Linked DNA regions of Homo sapiens: region 2 is linked to region 1. The links are chromatin contacts, found by Hi-C or POLR2A ChIA-PET in ENCODE. All regions are on one chromosome and are shown on one strand. Each heading gives the region's core, a stretch centred on a gene start or an enhancer-like site at or near the end of the contact. The rest is flanking DNA. Distances are from core to core; before and after follow the strand shown. Region 1 overlaps LOC105377582 (a long non-coding RNA gene). Region 2 holds the start of MIR3945HG (MIR3945 host gene).

What was found. A loop is a pair of places that touch in the nucleus more often than their neighbours do. ChIA-PET counts read pairs that join two places held with the same protein, here RNA polymerase II (POLR2A). Pooled maps may share reads with other maps.
Region 2: a map of GM12878 shows a loop between it and region 1 (2.6-fold over the local background). The contact joins the promoter of MIR3945HG here to the enhancer-like site in region 1. A Hi-C loop is called at or near these places in 1 of 168 maps with a recorded cell type or tissue (GM12878), 14 of 37 single-sample maps with no recorded cell type and 8 of 50 pooled maps. POLR2A ChIA-PET finds 5 or more read pairs at or near these places in 2 of 52 experiments (GM10248 and activated B cell).

What each region holds. Positions count from the first base shown.
Region 1 is chr4:184,280,393-184,283,799 of GRCh38, forward strand. All of the region lies in intron 1 of LOC105377582 (a long non-coding RNA gene), which reads right to left. Among named protein-coding and RNA genes, the nearest start is that of MYL12BP2, 32 kb to the right of the region's middle. RefSeq lists enhancers at 1,074-1,203, 1,244-1,313, 1,334-1,483, 2,434-2,483, 2,884-3,143 and 1 more. Within about 2 kb of position 2,124, at least 15 of the 41 ENCODE cell types and tissues checked have a DNase peak (open chromatin) inside an H3K27ac peak, as active enhancers do; they include GM12878, where a contact is called at or near this core.
Region 2 is chr4:184,853,829-184,857,337 of GRCh38, forward strand. MIR3945HG (MIR3945 host gene) reads right to left here and starts at 1,824. Exons shown (of 3, transcript NR_132989.1): 1 at 1,641-1,824.

The sequences.
Region 1 (3,407 bases), core at 874-3,373:
GAACTCGTGGTTCCGAGCTCTTTGCAGTTGAACATATTTGTTGTTTCTCGCATCAATTAACTCTAACACATTTAATTAGATATAAAAACTGTTCCCATGGATTAAATTCTGTTTTTGAAATTGTGCGGGCAGTGCCCTGGAAAAAAAAAATCAGCAATAAAGGCCATAGCTATGTCCCCAGAGCTCAGCTGTGGCACTTGTGGGCAGCTACATAGTTTGAAGTTTGAACAAAAGTTTTCTGAAAAGGAATTTGGAGGAAAGACACTTTCTTACAGTGAACAGTTTGCAAACTGGGGAGACACTGTCTTCCTGTATAAGGAAGGTGTGCATTTCAGAGAACAAAGAGAGGGTTTGGCTTTTGTAGGTTCTAAATCAGGTCTGTTTATGCAAATAAATGATTCAAACTTGCTTAGTTCTGATTGATCAATGCAGCTGAGTTTTGATTGGTTGACACAGCTAGGCCCTGATTGGCCAAGGTGGGGGAGCTCTGATTGGTTGGTTCAGGCAAGCTCTGAAAGTCCACAGTTAAACATAGGTGTAGGTTTCCCCAGAACTCAGAGTACATCTGTGACCTCTAGCCAGCAAAGGGCCGCTTGGCTCTGTTATAAACGTAGGCCCAGTTAGCAGCTCAGGATCTATCTTGAAGGATTGGCTCTTTCAGGTGCACATTTGTTCACAAAAGCATGGTTGGCTTCTTCACACAAGGACAGGTTTCTTCACAGAGAATCAGTTACACACTCCTGAGCATATTTAACTCCCACAGCCCATTAAGTAGATGATAATATTCTTATTTTACAAATAAGGAAACTGAGACTCGGAATAAATAAATTGTTGCAGTTCACGCATTTGCACCGAGATTCAGCCCCAGGCCTGCCTTCTCCCACTCCTGTGCCCCTTCCACCCACTGCCTGGCCCCCACCCTGCTGTTTCCTGCTGGGTGTGCCGGGAGCACTGACCTGGGGCTCTGGGGACAGGACTCGGTTTTATAAAGTGCTGGGAGAAGTAGGAGAATTCAGAGGGAAATGGGATCTGATGCTTGGATTATGGGAGAAGCAAGATAAAAGGATGCTAAAGGCAGGAGAAGCAATGGGAGAATGTCTGCCTGGTGTCCCGTGGTCCCTGTGCAGCTGCTCCTCTCTATTGTTTCTGTGAAGGGATCATGCAAGGTACTTTCCAGCCACTGTTTTAGACTTTTGTTTTTGATGAGCTGGAACAGCAGCAGGTAGGTAGGTGGTGGGGGCCCTCTTTTTCACTTTTCTTTCTCTCTTTCCTTGTCGTGAGCTCAGGGGCCATAAGCCACCCGTTCAACAGCCAAAGGATGAAGCAGATCTTGGCAATGTTACCATTTCTGTAACTACTGGAGGCTTGCTGCCCTTTGACAGACTGGAGTGGAGCGCTTCAGGGGAAAAGCAGTACCCACCAACACCGTGGCATCTCTGCTCAACGCTGACCATCACGTTGAATTTCTGTTTATGTCTGTAGTAAGATAATCAGCTGGAAAGCAGATTGCTATTGAGAGGGTTTTCTGGTTTTCTTAGTAGGTCAAAAACCAAATTAGATGACCCACATCATAGGCCCGGATCAGTTTAGAAAAATCCCTCCAGTCCTTCAGTGGCATCCTTAGCAGGAGGTTCTGACTTGGAGGAAATGGACAGCCTGCATTTTCTGGAACTGAGAGGTTGCAGGAGGAAGGGAAAGAGAGGGAGATCAAGGATGACAAAATCTGGGATTTCAGTTTATCCCTTCTCTGAGGACAGAAACAGCTCTCAAGCAGGAAGAGAGAGGCTTTAGAAATACCCAGATCAGTGAGCCTGGGAACCTTGATTGTCCACTTTTCTGGGCAGAGGAAGGGGAAGTTTCTGGTCCCAGAGAATTCCAGCTCAGCACCACACCCAAAACAGTGCAAGTGGATGACAGTTAAACCCAAGGCGGGGCTGTAGGGTGCAGGGGCCTGCATGTCGCACCCTGGAGTCCTGACAGTTTCCCCGAGCCACATGAAGGGCACACAGCCATACTGAGATGCCTTGGCACACAGAGATCTCAGACGGCTTCAAACAAGCCTTAGTGTGAATCAGTCATCAAAACCAGAAAACACTTTCCGGGTCCTCAGACTCCACCGTGGTCTGCAGTGCATCACCCCAAAAGGCCAGAGGAGGCCAGTCACACCTCAGAGGGCAACAGTGCAGGAAGCGGCCCAACCCAGCCGCTTTGTTGCACAGACTGGCATGTCAATACAGGATACAAACTGGGCCTCACTGTCTGCTCTGCCATGAGTTTTCCTAAGCCACACCTCTCCTCTCTAACTAGGGTGAACAAACATCACCTGCTCTACTGGCATAATTATTAATAGTGCCCTCTTTCTCTCTCAAACACATCTCGGATTGATCTGACCTGAGTGGTTAAAAAATAAATATTATAGAATAAGATGCATGCTGTAATTCCAAGTAATAATGAGAAAAAGCTCACCTATGTGTGCAAGGTTCCTCTATGCAGGGAGCATATTTGGAAGGACACTGCTAACCACGGTTACCTGAGGATGGTTTGGGGACACGGACAGCACTGCATTATTTTTACACGCATTGCATTCTAAACCAGGCACTTGTTTCTAAAAATGAAAAAAAAGTGCCCGTCTTGGAAGATGATTTGTGATGGTCACTCTATCCAGAGCACAGGCCTCACCTTGCCATGGAGCCGGAGAGGGCAATCAAATCCGAACATCTGCACGTCTCTGCTAAGGGGCTGAGTGTTTGTTTTAAGCTGGAGTAGTTTCTATCATTGCAAACAGACTAAGTTTACCAGCTCATGCTAAACACAGTTCAGTTTGTTTTTCCTGTTACCCCAGTGGGCACAGGTTCATGAGGAAAATTAGAACAGATGCAGAGTCAACATCTGTGCCCATCTGGGGGCAGTGTGAGTGGTTTTGTGAACATGCTGTAGTTGAATTCTGACTTTTGAGAGGTTGATTACTCATTTCTTTCAGTAGACAGAAATCATAGTATTTGTTTGCTGGAGCATGAGCTGCTTTATTTCTATTTTCAGAGTTTCACTTTGGGTCCACAGTGGGGCCTATAACCAATGCTGGAGGTTCTCAGCCAAAGAGAGTGCAGCGGCGCATGGCTGTCCTGCAGATGGTGACAGGTGGGGACTCTGCCCCTTCACTCTTGGAGGTCAGGCAGGGCTAAATGGCTGCAGTCCCCTAAGCAGTCAGTCCTTTTTTTAAAAAGTAAGAACAATGGCCTGTATTTGTTAAACTTTTTTTTTTTTTTTTTTTGGTAACACAAGAAAGGATCATTGTGATGCTGAGCCTCCAGTGCCACCAGACTCAGGGTTCCGGGTAGGCAGGGTCACAGCTGGGCACCCCGTTGTGCTGCTCCAGGACTGGCCCCGTGTCCTGGCCTTGGGGTTGA
Region 2 (3,509 bases), core at 574-3,073, 570 kb after region 1:
TTTCTGCTCTTGTGCCTTGTTCGTGTTATTCTCTACATATGAAATGTTTGTACTTCCTATTGCTCTGGCCTGACAGTCCTTAAGGGCTAAATTCCATCTTTACTAAATGTTTCCTTGGCTCTAACACACATTGATCTCTCCCCTCCCCAATTCTGAATGCACTTTCTTTTTTCTTTTTTTTTTTTTTGAGACAGAGTCTCGCTCTGTCGCCCAGCCTGGAGTGCAGTGGCGCGATCTCGGCTCACTGCAAGCTCCGCCTCCCGGGTTCATGCCATTCTCCTGCCTCAGCCTCCCGAGTAGCTGGGACTACAGGCGCCCACCACCACGCCCAGCTAATTTTTTGCATTTTTAGTAGAGACGGGGTTTCACCGTGTTAGCCAGGATGGTCTCGATCTCCTGACCTCGTGATCTGCCCGCCTCGGCCTCCCAAAGTGCTGGGATTACAGGCGTGAGCCACCGTGCCCGGCCCTCTGAATGCACTTTCTATATACACCAGGTGGCTGGTGTTATCTACTGTCTTATTCTTGAATGGCTTTGGGTAAGCGAGCCTCATAAGTTACTGGTGAGCTTGCTTGTATTGCTTCTGTGCTCCTCTCAAAGCTACTGGCACACTGTACCAAAGTGATTTGTTCATTGATTGATGGAGAAATGTAAACATTGGGACAAATCAGAGAGAAAAAAGGGCAAATTGGACATTATCTTGTTCGATTTCAGTTGGCAGTCAATGGTTTGTGTTCAAATTATCCTACAGAGGCTTGAACCAGGAGGGGAGGTTCAGAAAACAGATGGTGGGAAAGAGAACAGATCTCTGTATTATGGAGCTTTGACTTTAAAATTATTTCTCTTAAAGAAGAGATAGACCCAAAAGGAAATGATCTGAGATAAATTTCCAGGGACCAGTAAGACAGAAGTACCACTAAATATGAAGAGGCAGTGGACTGGGAATAATGAGAGAAGACCCAGGCAATCATGCCTGTAAGTTACGATAAAGAAAACAGGAAGCACATTTCGACAGAAAAACCATACTTTACATTAAAGAAGTGAGATTGTGTCTGTTGCAAGAGTGAGAGGGAAAGCCCGCAACGACCTCAGGGACCCAGTGAATTAGCTCACGGGAAGCCCAGGGCCTCTTTTGCTAGCTGCTAATGAAGGGAATTAGATAACCATGTTATTTTGAAAGAAAACAGATTATGTTTATTGAATGATCTAAAAGAAGCGAAAAGGGCTAGGTAAAGATGCCATGTTTTGGATTCTGATGTTGGGTCACACCAGGGCGCCCATTCTTCTGTATTCACAAAATGCCCAAATAGGGAGAGGTCTTGCCAGGCGCGTGAACTCGCCACTGTGGCTGAGCAACAAAGGTACATTGAAAGGAAGCGTGTGTGTTTGTGGCTTTGAGCCCCTTTTCCTATTCTGCTGAAGATTAGGAAATTATAGGTTATACTGCTTGAAATGAAGACAGAGTAAATGGTAGGAGGGTTGTAAATCACCTGCGAAGCACCGTCTTCGACCATGCCATATAGCAAGGCTACCCAAAACACTCCAGTCTCTAATTTGTTCAACTTAAAGAATAAGAGGGATATGTCAGTCAGGACCTGCTAACTGCTGTATCAGACAACCCCAGATCCCTAACGACTTACCTCACAGTCATCAGGGGCTAGACAAGTGACCTTCCACACGATAATTCAGAGATACTGCTCCTTTCCTGTAGTTCTCCAGTCCTCAGCACAGGGTCTCAAGATCATCTAGCATCGACCAGTCAGCAAATGTCGGAAGAGGAAAGATAGCTTCCTTAGTCCCTAAGAGACAGCATCTCGTTTTCACTACATTCCACTGGTGAGAACTACTCATATGGCCACACCTAGACACAGCGGTGACTGGAAAGTTAATTTGATTGTGTTTCCAGGAAAAGGAGATAGGCTTGGTGAGTCAGTCTCTCTAGAGGAAAATATGGAACTGGGTTGGATTAAAAAAAATCCAGGCTGGGCGCGGTGGCTCATGCCTGTAATCCCAGCACTTTGGGAGGCCAAGGCGGGTGGATCACCAGAGGTCAGGAGTTCGAGACCAGCGTGGCCAACATGGTAAAACTCCGTCTCGATTAAAAATTAAAAAAAAAAAATTAGCCGGGTGTGGTGGTGGGCGCCTGTAATCCCAGCTACTCAGGAGACTGAGGCAGGAGAATAGCTTGAACCCGGGAGGCAGAGGTTGTAGTGAGCTGAGACTGCACCACTGCACTCCAGCCTGGGTGACAGAGTGAGACTCCGTCTCAAAAAAAAAAAAAAAAAAAAAAAATTCAGGTAATGATTTATATGTTTCTATCAAGCAATATGCCTATAAACATGGAATGATTGAATTTTCAGTTTCAAATACATGTTTTGGGTTGTGAAGACTCAAAAAGCTTGTGGGTCTCTTTGTTTTTGTCAAAGTATATGAATAAACGAGGATTGCAGAAGTTTACTTGTGGAATGAATGCATTAGTAAATTAATGAAGCTTTCTCCTGTACTGAAAGAAGAGTATAAGGTCATGACTCATGGTCATGAGGTAGGAAATAATTCTGCTCACCAAGAAACAAGGACATTTTAAATATCTAAAAAAGCAGAAATGAGAAAGGAAGCATGAAAAATAATCATTTAGCCAACAGTTACAGCACCTACTGACAGACAGAAAGTACAGGGCATTGACATAGTTTAAATCCAGTGACTTCCGTTTTTCCTAATAGAATCAGAGTGATAATGCATTTTAAAGGTTATTTTTATTATTTCATGTCTCCAAACCATTTTCAGAGGGAAATTATCATGGCTGTCACAACAGTAGCTTAATACACAAGGTTGATGGTATTTTACAAAAGTGTCACAAGTGGATTTTAAAGTTAAAAAAAAAAAGGGGGGCTGAGTGCAGTGGCTCATGTCTGTAATCCCAGCACTTTGGGAGGCTGAGTCGGGCGGATCACCCGAGGTCACGAGTTCGAGACCAGCCTGGACAACATGGTGAAACCCCGTCTCTACTAAAAATACAAAAATTATCCAGGTGTGGTGGTGCGCGCCTGTAATCCCAGCTACTCTGGAGGCTGAGGCAGGGGAATCACTTGAACCCTGGAGGCAGAGGTTGCAGTGAACTGAGATTGCACCACTATACTCCAGCCTGGGTGACAGGGGGAGACTCCATCTCAAAAATAAAAAATAATAAATAAGGTTAAAAAAAAGATCAGTATGATATAGCTTATATGAATAGAAAAGATGATTCTCGAACAATAGCATGAGGCATATGAGTTGAAAATAAAGCCTAGAGGTCTTCACCTACAGCAGAGAAAATTTTCACTCTCCCCCACCCCACAGAAGACAGACAGACCTACCCCAAAATTAAAATGACATTAGCCCCATAAGCATGTTTCCCTCCTCAGGTAACAAAGAAGATACCTCAGTTCTAAATCCACACAGTTTTAAAGATGTCATATATTTAATGCTCTTTTTTTTTTCTTTTTTTTTTGAGATGGAGTCTTGCTCTGTCA